2 separate regions of the Homo sapiens genome follow, and region 2 is linked to region 1. A link is a contact called in ENCODE Hi-C or POLR2A ChIA-PET data. All regions are on one chromosome and are shown on one strand. The core of a region is the stretch at or near the end of the contact, and the rest is flanking DNA. Distances in the headings are between cores, read along the strand shown.

Region 1 (5,032 bases), core at 840-3,339:
TCAAGGGTGTGTACAAACTTTAATTCCAGCCCTGAAACCACTACCCTTCAGCTCAGGGTCCCTTAATGAGTCCATCCTCGACGCCTGTGCCAGGCAGGGTCCTGTCATGCGTATGTCCTCTCTGGCCATCTCCATTTGACACAGTCCTGTCCAGCTTGAATCTAACCTCCCTGATGTTGACTCGTGTCTCCCTTCCTTTGGGATTTTCAGTCTGTGGCCACACTGGGCCCTGACTCTTTTGCCCTGTGCTGTCCACATTGTTTTCTACGTGCGGGTGTGGGGCCACCCCAGCTGGCCTGGGAGCTCCTGAGGGTGTCAGGGTGGAGTTCCTGCAGCCATGCCCCTGTGGAGCTCTGAGTGGTACTGGGCTCACAGCCAGGACTCAGCGACTTTGGGGACTGGGGCTGCAGGGCATTGAATTTAAGTCGGGAAGAGGGAGGAGGAGGGGACGGGAAGAAAGGAGCCCTTAGCAGGCGCTGAGTGAAGGCAGGTTGTAGGCCCCTGGGACTCCACTCTCAGGGCAGGACTGGGGGCCACAAGGCCTGCTCTCGCCTGGCAGCTGTGAGGAAACCTGCTCCCAGAGGTGATGCCAGAGGTGCGGGCCACCGGGGCAAGTGGTCTGGCGGCTGGCCAGGATCTGACTCTGACACTGGCCTGCTGAGTGCCCAGAAGAAAGAGGCTCAGAGGGAGAGCCAGAGCATGAGAGACATGGCAGGGACGCTGAGTGAGAGGGACAGAGAGAGACACGGCAACAGGGACAGAGACAGAGAAGAGGAGAGGGGGGCACAGAGACACATACGCTGAAAGAGAGACAGACAGATTCAGAGACAGACTGAGAGACAGAGTGACTTAGAGACACGCACAAAGAAACAGACTGATGGAAAGAAAGACAGGGTCCGAGAGAGACACACAGACCAGAAGACAAAAAGGAAGGCAGACAGAGAGGACAGAAAGGAGTGAGGCAGCGTGGGGAGAGAGAGGCAGGGACAGAAACACAGACACAGACAGACATGAGGGCACAGGGCAGCCCGAGAGAAGCCCATAAACACAGGCACGCACATGCGTGGAGGAGGCACGAAGCCACCTAAAGGTGGAGGGAGGGTGTCGGGGAGGAGAAGGCACAGGCCTGACGCTCAGGGCCTGGGGTTGGGTGGCGGGAGGCTGGGCCTGTCGGCTCCTCTCCTTGACGTGAGTCAGGGGTGGTGGGCAGGCTGATGGGGCAGGCCTGAAGTAGGGCTGCGTGGAAGGGCTCTGCGGGGTCAGGGGAAAGCCTGGGTCCAGCTGTGAACCCTCCAGGATCCAGGGCTGCCCCAACAGGAGCCCCAGGAGAGGGAGCTGGAACCAGAGAACAGCACGTGGCAAGAGGCCCCAGTTAAGCTTTGCAGCAGGATGGCCCAGTGGCTACTGGGTTCAGAACAGCTTCTTGGGAGCTGGGTGTCGTGGCACATGCCTGTAGTCCCAGCTGCTCAGGAGGCTGATCGCTTGAGCCCGGGAATTCACGACTAGCTTGGATAACATAGTGAGACCCTGTTCCTTAAAACAAAAAACAAACAAACAAAAAAACACAAAAAAAAACAGCTTCCTGGACATGGAACCTCTCACCTCAGCAAGGAGAGGAGCTGTGGAGGGAGCACAGGGCTGAGACCCTCAGAGTTCCTCCATGGGAACAGCGCACCTGCATCTGTGTCTAAGCCTCAGAGAGACTCCCCAGGCCCTTGGCAGTCCATTCCATTGTTCCACCGTCCAATACAGAGAGCCCACTGGAAGTCCTCCCTGCTGTCTCATTCTGATACCTCTTATTGCAAGTGCAGCCCACTCAACTCTTTAGGAGGTTAAAAAAAAAAAAGCAACAAAAACCCCTCCACCGAAATCTGAAATGCCACACAGTGCTCAGACAAAGACCCCTTTCTGCACAGCTTTACTCCCTCCTACACCTCTCTCCCCCTCCCCACCCCGCTTCCTTACTGCAGGCTAAATTGGCAGTGGGGAGGTTTTGAGTCAACAAATGCAGTGGGTTGGGGAAGGGAGCCCTGAAGGGGATTCCTGTCTGGGAAACATTTGCTGACAGCAGTTACTATGACAAGGAAGGCCTGCAGGAGAACCCAGCAGCCCCTGCCTCCTGCCTACTGCCCCTCCCAATTCTAGCTCTCCTTGCCCATCCCCCCTCCCAACCAGTTCATTCACTGACTCATCCATTCCATCATTTACTCAACTCAACAATCTTTAGACATTTACCATGCCTCCAGCACCCGCTTGGCATTTCATGTTTATTCTTCCACTCTGTCCTCACCACAACCCACAAAGTTATCTGTTGTTTTCCCTTTTGACAAAGTAGAAAGCTGAAACCCAGTATACTGAATTGACTTGCCCAGAGTGGTGCAGATGACAGGAGGCAGAGCTGGGATTTGCACCCAGGACTCTCTGCTTTCCAGATCAGTGTGGGGGTTTCTGAACTGCGTCAGGAAAGCAGGTGCCAGGTGATGAGTACTGTACAGGCTGAGACTTCGCCATCTTTGGCTCTGCATCACTAAAACTGTGCCCAGCACCCACACACAGTAGGCACTCAGTACACACTTGTGCCATACATTCAGCACACATGAACTCAGTATACACATGTGCTTTTTGATGGGAGGGCAAGAGTCAGCAAAAGTGGGACTCCTGAGAAGAGAGGGCCTTCCTGTTTGGAAGCAGCTGTACCTCGGTTCTGCAATCCAGGCACTCAAGGGCATTGATAAAGTGCCTACTGTGTGCCGGGCACTGTGTTAGGACCTCTGAATACAAAGATTTAAAACACAGATTTGTAGTTTGCCCTAAAGGAGGTCTTTGTTTAGTGGAGGAGGCAGACATATAAACAGATGGAGTTAGCAGTGCTACAGAAATAAGTACCAAGTGCCGTGGGGTTGCAGGTGGAGCAAGGACCTAAATCTGAAAAGCAAAACAAGAAAGCCTTTATAAGACAATGTAAAAAAAATCTCCGTGACCTCAGGGTAGGGAAAGATTTCTTAAACAACACACAAAAATAACACTAACCATAAAGAAAAAGATTGACAAATGTGGGTGCATTAAAATGAAGAAGCTGTGTTCTTCAGAAGACAACATGAAGAGAGTAAAAGGGAAGCCACAGAGCAGGAAAAGGTTTTGCAACACATGCAACTGACAAAGGGCTCAGCTCCAGAATGTGTAAAGAACTCCCACAAATGAGTATGAAGATTGGCAACTCAATGGAAAAACTGGATCAAATGCATAAATATGGAAAAATCCAAATGGCTATAAATATATGAGGTGTGTGACCTTATCAGGAATCAAAGAAATGCAAATTAAAATCCCAAGAAGATTCTACTACATACCCTCCAGATTAGCAAAAATGTAAAAGTCTGATAAAACGAAGGGCTGGTGAAGATCTGGACCAGGAGTTCTCAAATATCTCTTCAGAAGCAGCCGGTCAGCATCTAAGCAGTCAATTCAGACATGTGTACTCCAGAGGTGAATCGTGTACAAGAATGTTCGTGGCAGGCATTATTCATGAAGGCCCCAGACTGGAACCAGTGAATATCCAACAGCTGTAGATTGGATAAACTGAGTACAGAGAAACAGAATGAAGAGCACAGTTAATTCTGCCTGAGGGGCTGGGGTGTCTGGGAAGGTGGATCTTGGAGGAAGAATAGTTTCCCAGTCAAGGAAGCGGGAGAGAGGTTATCCCATCCAGAGGGTTCAGCAGATGGATGATCATGGGGTTAAGAGCAGTTCTAGCTTGTCCAGGAGGCAGCTGGATTAGGGGCTGGCAGGGAGAGAGGCAGGGAAGGTGAGCAGAGAGAGGTTGGATGTGTTGGAATGTGAAGGCCTCTGTGGGCCATCGAAGGAAATTTGGCTTAAATACAAAAGTGAGAGATAGTCAGAAGCAAGGAGCAACTAGAGGTTATTGCAAAAGATGATGCAGCAGGAAAGAAACATAGCAGTGTGGCGGAAGAGAGAGGGTGCATTTGGGAACCATGTCTGAGACAGAATACATAGGATGTTGTGTGGGGTGTTGGGAGGGGTCAGGACGGAGCTGAGGCAACTCCCAGGTCTCTGGCTGGCCGGCTGGGTGGAAGGTGATGCTCTAACTCAACATCCAGAGACTGCGGAGGTGGAGGTTTGAGGCAAGAGCTAAGAGGACTAGTTGGGGACATGCTGCTTTGGTGGTGCCTAGGGATACACAGGTGAACATCCAAGTTCACCAGGATGTGGAGCTTGGACATGAGCCACAGATATCAGAATTACTAGAGCAAGAAGCCATGGGTTTAGATGAGAATATCAGGGGTGCAGGAGCAGGGCAAGACAAGAATTGGAGCTCTAGGAACCACAACATAGAGGCAGTGGACAGAGGAGAAGCAGGGGAGAGAGAGGGAAGGGATGATGGAAAATAAGAGAAGGTCCAGAAGAGAGGGTGGTGCTGCAGCAGCTAAGGGAGGAGCAAGTTGCACCAGGGCTGGGTGGTCTGTGAGTGAAAACTAGGTCTTGGGAAGAGGTGGGGTTGGGTCTGTGGTTAGCAAAGAAGAGGAGGAGAGGGTAGTTGAGGGAGTTCTGAGAATCTCTATTTTCTCTGTCAATTACACATGACGGAGGGGACAGGCCGGAAGCCTGAAAGGGTGGTAAGTTTCAGAACAGGAGCTGATCACCAGCAGCCCAGGAGCTGAAGGGCCAGGCTGAAGTCAGGGACCATAAATCTGGAGTGGCACTAGTTTGCACGGTTGAGTGGTTTTCCTATGCCTTCTAGTAGCCTGGGAATTGCAATGGACAAAGCAGATGACTGGAGTCCTCCAGGGCTGGGAAAGGCAGGGTGAGGGGGTGTGGGAATCAAGGGTGTCGGGAAAATGAATGATGTGGCCAATCACAGGCAGGTCAAGAGAGGAGAAAGTAGAGCCAGGAAGGAGCAGATGCGCTGGCGGAAGGCCTTGTCCAAAGCCGGCACTGCAGCACCGGTGCTCGAACGAGTGAGACAGAACGGGAGAATTGGAGAATCTCTGCGAGTGGAGACCAGGTTTTATGGAAA
Region 2 (5,167 bases), core at 153-2,652, 140 kb after region 1:
AAGCTCCATTGAGCTTCTTACGCATTGTAATTTTACCCAGAGTGGGTCCAGTTTTTGAAATGATTAAAACTATCGATTCCTAGGCCTGTTCAGCTTGAATCAGAATTCATTAGAGGCCCAGAGGTGAGGGATGTACATTTCTCCCTTGCTGAGCCAGGAAACAGACCCCATCTTGTGTGACTCTCCGGCTGGCGTGGCTGCCCCTGGTGGTGCTGGCAGACGGACCAGTAATAGGATCTGTCATCCGCAGAATAAGTCATGAAGGTCCCATCCATGAGTCCTAGCCCATTTTCTAGGGATTCTCCCTCATGTTTGAAGAGGGAGGTTCTCTATGTTTAATCTTGGCTCTATTTTCTTACAGGTATTATAAGTAAAATATCTTCTTCATGAAAAGAAACACAGAAATGTTCCAAAGTTTTGACTCAAAAGAATACTGGAAGGAGAAACTGTAGCTGGGAGGGGTGGCTGACAATGTGGCCTGAACTTGGCCTCCAGAACGCCACTTCTGTGTGGAAACAAAGAGGGGACTTTCCCTCTGATATTTGCTACCACTCTGCTGACTCCCAGGAGCACAAGATCGCTCCTTTAAAGCTCTATTCCAAGTCCTAGAGCTGAGATAGGTTAGCATCTTAAAAAGTAGCCTTCCTAGCCGGGCGCGGTGGCTCACGCCTGTAATCCCAGCACTTTGTGGGGCTGAGGCGGGCAGACCACTTGAAGTCAGAAGTTCAAGACCAGCCTGGCCAACATGGTGAAACCCCGTCTCTACTAAAAATACAAAAATTAGCTGGGTGTGGTGGTGCACACCTGTAATCTCAGCTACTTGGGAGGCTGAGGCAGGAGAATTGCTTGAACCCAGGAGGCAGAGGTTGCAGTGAGCCGAGATGGTGCCATTGCACTCCAGCCTGGGTGACAGAGTGAGACTTTGTCTCAAAAAAAAAAAAAAAAGAAAGAAAGAAAGAGAAAAGAAACATAACTATAGGGCAGTTAAGTCTATACACCTTAACTTTAAGAAGAAAGAAAGAAAAGAAAGGAAGGAAGGAAGGGAAAGAAAGAAAGAAGAGAAGAGAAGAGAAAAGAAGGAAGGAGGGAGGGGGAGAGAGAGAGAAAGGAAGGAAGGAAGGAAAAGAAAAGAAAAAGAAAGAAAGAAAGAGAGAGAAAGGAAGAAAGAAAGGAAGGAAGGAAAGAAAGAAAGAAACTCTGGGAGGGTAGGGCCTTGCTTAAGGTCACCTGATTCCCCGAGCTGGCGCCAGGGCTGCGGTGCACTGTGTTAGCTCTGAGAGGGGTGTCCCTGCCCACGCCAGCTCTGAATCTTGCAAGCCACTGCACCTTTTGAGAGTTGCTCCCGAACTGCCTCCTACACAGGTGGTTCCCAAGCGGTTCATATCAAGGTCCCTTTTATTATCACCCCCCCCTCCACCGCACCCCCAGCACCCGGGTTTGAAAGATCTGGCCTACCAAATGAACTGTAATTATGCAGTCATAATGACTCTATTTTCTCTCTCTCTTTTTTTTTTTTTTTATTAATAAAAGACATATGTGACACACCACTCAGAGCTTTCAGTGGGGAGAAAACGAGTTTCCCCCACTAGGTTAATAGAATTCCACCCAGAGGCAGACAGTTAGCAAACCACCTTCTCGGGCTGTGGCTGGGAATCGCGCTACACTTGACAGCCCTTTCCATGGGCCTCCCCGGCCCGCCTGCCCTCGGCCCCGAAGTCAGGGGAGACAGGGGCCATTTCAGCTGCTCGCGCTCGCTTGCCTTCCCGTCCCTGCCGGAGTCAGCAGACCCTGACTTCTGGAGAAGCGTTGCTGCGATGTGTCAGCTGCTCGGGGAGAGGCTGGAGTGATGGATTCCAAGAGCTGTCAGGAGAAAGGGTTTACGGTCAGTTAGGAACCGCGAGCTCCTGCCCGTGGAACTGCCGCTGGAATTTTAATGCTCTGTCTCCCTGTGTCTGGGCACTTCCTTCCCTCCTGGCCCCGCTCTTCAGGCATATGGAACAGGGCTCATGTCGGAGGGTCCCTGGGGAGATCCCAGGGCTTCCCTGGGTCCCAGTGTCACGGCCGAAAGCCAGAGGTGCGGCTCCGACAGGATGCGGCCGGCCTTCCTGCTGCGCTGGGCCTTGGCCGGGGCCCTTTGGCGAGTCACTGTCCCGGGCTCTCTTCCCCTTCATGGCAGCAGCCAGGCCCTCCCTGCACAGGCCTTGAAGGGAGAGGAAAAATGGAACGCTAGCCTGGCTTCTTGACTTCCTTCAGGCAACGAATCCATCTTGAAGGCCCACTGTGTGCCAGGCGGGGATCCAGGAGCTGGGGAAGCAGACGCGGCCCCTGTCCTCATGGCACCTCTTCCGTGCGGTGCTCCACTCTCTCCCCCACGAAAGGTAGACACGGAACAGGAAAGGGAAAAGAGTGGAGGCCGCCAGGAGGAAGATCTGCAGACCGGAAGGACCTCAGCTAAGAGGAAATGAAGGCCAGGCGCAGTGGCTCAGGCCTGTAATCCCAGCACTTGGGGAGGCGGAGATGGGCAGATCACTCGAGGTCAGGAGTTCGAGACCACCCTGGCCAATACGGTGAAACACTGTCTCTACTAAAAATACAAAAATTAGCTGGGCATGGTGGCGGGCGCCTGTAGGCCCAGCTACTCGGGAGGCTGAGGCAGGAGAATGGCTTGAACCCAGGAGGCGGAGGTTGCTGTGAGGCAAGATGGCGCCACTGCACTCCAGCCTGGGCGACAGAGCGAGAGTCCATCTCAAAAAAAAAAAAAAAAAAAAAAAAGGAGGAAGCAAAATAGAAAAACAGGATCTGAATGATTTGGGAGCCAAAAGGACACTGTACGTCCCCGGCTTTCTGATCACGGCTCACTGCAGCCTCAAACTCCTGGGCTCAAAGTGATCCTCCTGCCTCAGCTCCCAAGGGGCTAGGACTACAGGTGTGTACTACCAAGTCTGATTAGTATTATTATTTTTTCTATTCTTTTTTTTTTTTTTTTTTTTTTTTTTTTTGTAGAGACAGGGTCTTGCTATGTTGACCAGGCTGGTCTCAAACTCCTGGCCTCAAGAAATTCTCCCGTCTTGGCCTCCCAAAGTGCTGGGATTACAGGCATGAGCCATCATGTCTGACCACTTATGCCCTTCCAGAAAAAAAAAAAAATTCCCCTCAATTTTCTTAAGCTGCTTGACATTCTGCTGTCATTCCAGAGCCATCCTGGCAGGAAAGCTTTCTGTTCTTTAAGAGTTGCCTCTGAAAATGCAATATTCCCACCCCCACCATCAAAGGGCTGCTGCTTAAATTACATCCCCTAAATCCTTAGTAGGAATGCAGTCTTCTGAGAAACCGGGCCAAGAACTGGGGACCAGGGGAAACTCCAGAGGACATAGATGAGCCCCACATGCTTTCCCACCCCTGCCTGGGCTGCGCCCCAGTGGGAATTGTGCTGTGAGTGTCCTGTGGCCATTGTTAGCCACTCAGAAGTGGGATGGGGTGGAAGACCTTCCCACACAGGAAGGCGGGGCCGTGTCTCTTGCTGTCTACTGTATCCTCAGCACCTGGTGTTGAGACTGGCACCTAGTAGCTGTTCAATAAATGTTTACTGAATGACTGGAAGAAGGGTGCCTTTCTCTAGCCATTTCCTCACCCAAGGTGGCCTTTGACTATTCTAGAAGGGGCAGAAGGGAGGAGGAAAAAAACTCCTCTCCTCTCTGCTGAAGGCTTGCTCTGCCCCAGGCTCTCTGCTGTGGCCTTGTGAGGCGGGCACATGCATGTCCTCCCATCTCTTCTATGGCACTTACTCCTGCCTCTGGCTCTGCCCACTGCCTCCTCTCCCCTCACCGTCTCCTCTGACCTCCTCACCTGGCCTCTTTCCCCACAACACCACTGAAACCACTCTGACGAAGGGCAGGGGTGATGTCCTGATGAAGCTGCTGGGAAACCCATTTTAGTCCTTACTGGTGGTGTTGGACCCTGTTGAATCCTTCTTTGTTCTTGCACCTCCTTCTTTCCTTGATACTATCCTCCCCTCATTCCCTGCACCTTCTGACCTTGGCTCATCTGTCCCCAAATCTACATTTCTTGCCTAAAAATTACTCTTAAGCATCAGACCCTCTACATCCGATGATTTTCACCTGGAGGTCCCAGAGGCAATGCATCCATGACCAAACTCAGCACCTTCCATCAGCTGTTTAATTATAATATCTGATTTTCTTCTCCTTCTCCTTCTTCTCCACTAGACTATGAGCAATCTGATGCTAGTCCCGATGTCTTGGTTATCTCTTGTGTATCCAGCACCCAAGGTAAGCTCCTGGCATATGGCGGGCATCCAGGAATGTTGAAAAATGACCCGTACAACTTAGAAGATGCAGCCTCTACAGATCAGTTTCCTCGTTTTTCCCTGAAACTGCTCTCATCTGTTTCCCCGCAGGGAAGGAGCATCCCATGGCTACAACTCTCAAGCATCGAAATGGAACCTGTGAGAGTTCTTCACCCCACAGGGAACTCCTTCCACCAAACTTAGGGGAGCGAGAAAGGGGTTGTAAGGACTTGCCTTTGTATCTCCCCAGCCCCTGCACAGGGCTGGATTTGCATATGTTAATATGGAGAACTGCAACTATTTAATGAGAAGCAGTGGGCCACGTGGGTGAGCAGAATTCCTTAGAGTATTTTTTTCAGATGTCTTAATTCACTCTCTCTTTGTTGTATTTCAGCAGATCCAGGTATTTGCACTGAGTTGGTCCTGGTCCCCACTCCTGTCCCCCAAATCTCTGAAACCACAGATCTCATTAGATGCCAGGCTCAGCCTTGTGTTTGGAGGGTGATGGTGGGCGGAGTGCTCTGCCTACCTGGAAGCAATGCCAGGATGGCTGGAGGTAGCCTACTCCAGGCCAAGGAGCCCCAGCCCAGAGGTTGGGCGGGGACGTGCCTGAGGGGGGTGGGGAGGAAAGGATAGAATTCCAAAGAGGAGAACCCTAGATGGAGAGAGCCCTCTGGGCTTTCAGCCCTTCATCTGGGTTCCACTAAAAACACATTTTGCGTGTTTCTGTTGTTCTTAAGTCTGGGTTTATTTCAAGGGGAAAGTTATAAAGAGACATCTCTCCCTTTATTTCAACAGCAGCTTGTGCTTGGGTAGATTCTCATTTGTCTTGTCTGTCCTGCCTGGAGGTAAAAGGAGTAGGTT

The links. A loop is a pair of places that touch in the nucleus more often than their neighbours do. ChIA-PET counts read pairs that join two places held with the same protein, here RNA polymerase II (POLR2A). Pooled maps may share reads with other maps.
Region 2: a loop to region 1 is called in a pooled map, with 2.1 times the contacts of the local background. The contact joins the promoter of LINC02069 here to the enhancer-like site in region 1. A Hi-C loop is called at or near these places in 1 of 168 maps with a recorded cell type or tissue (naive thymus-derived CD4-positive, alpha-beta T cell), 1 of 37 single-sample maps with no recorded cell type and 7 of 50 pooled maps. POLR2A ChIA-PET finds 5 or more read pairs at or near these places in 3 of 52 experiments (BJ, Panc1 and activated T-cell).

What each region holds. Positions count from the first base shown.
Region 1 is chr3:184,634,812-184,639,843 of GRCh38, forward strand. No RefSeq gene overlaps it. Among named protein-coding and RNA genes, the nearest start is that of MAGEF1, 75 kb to the right of the region's middle. Within about 2 kb of position 2,090, at least 4 of the 41 ENCODE cell types and tissues checked have a DNase peak (open chromatin) inside an H3K27ac peak, as active enhancers do.
Region 2 is chr3:184,771,753-184,776,919 of GRCh38, forward strand. It overlaps LINC02069 (long intergenic non-protein coding RNA 2069), which reads right to left and starts at 1,403. Exons shown (of 3, transcript NR_110043.1): 1 at 1,228-1,403. It overlaps LOC105374253 (a long non-coding RNA gene), which reads left to right and starts at 1,508. Exons shown (of 4, transcript XR_924790.3): 1 at 1,508-1,882; 2 at 4,224-4,286; 3 at 4,415-5,167.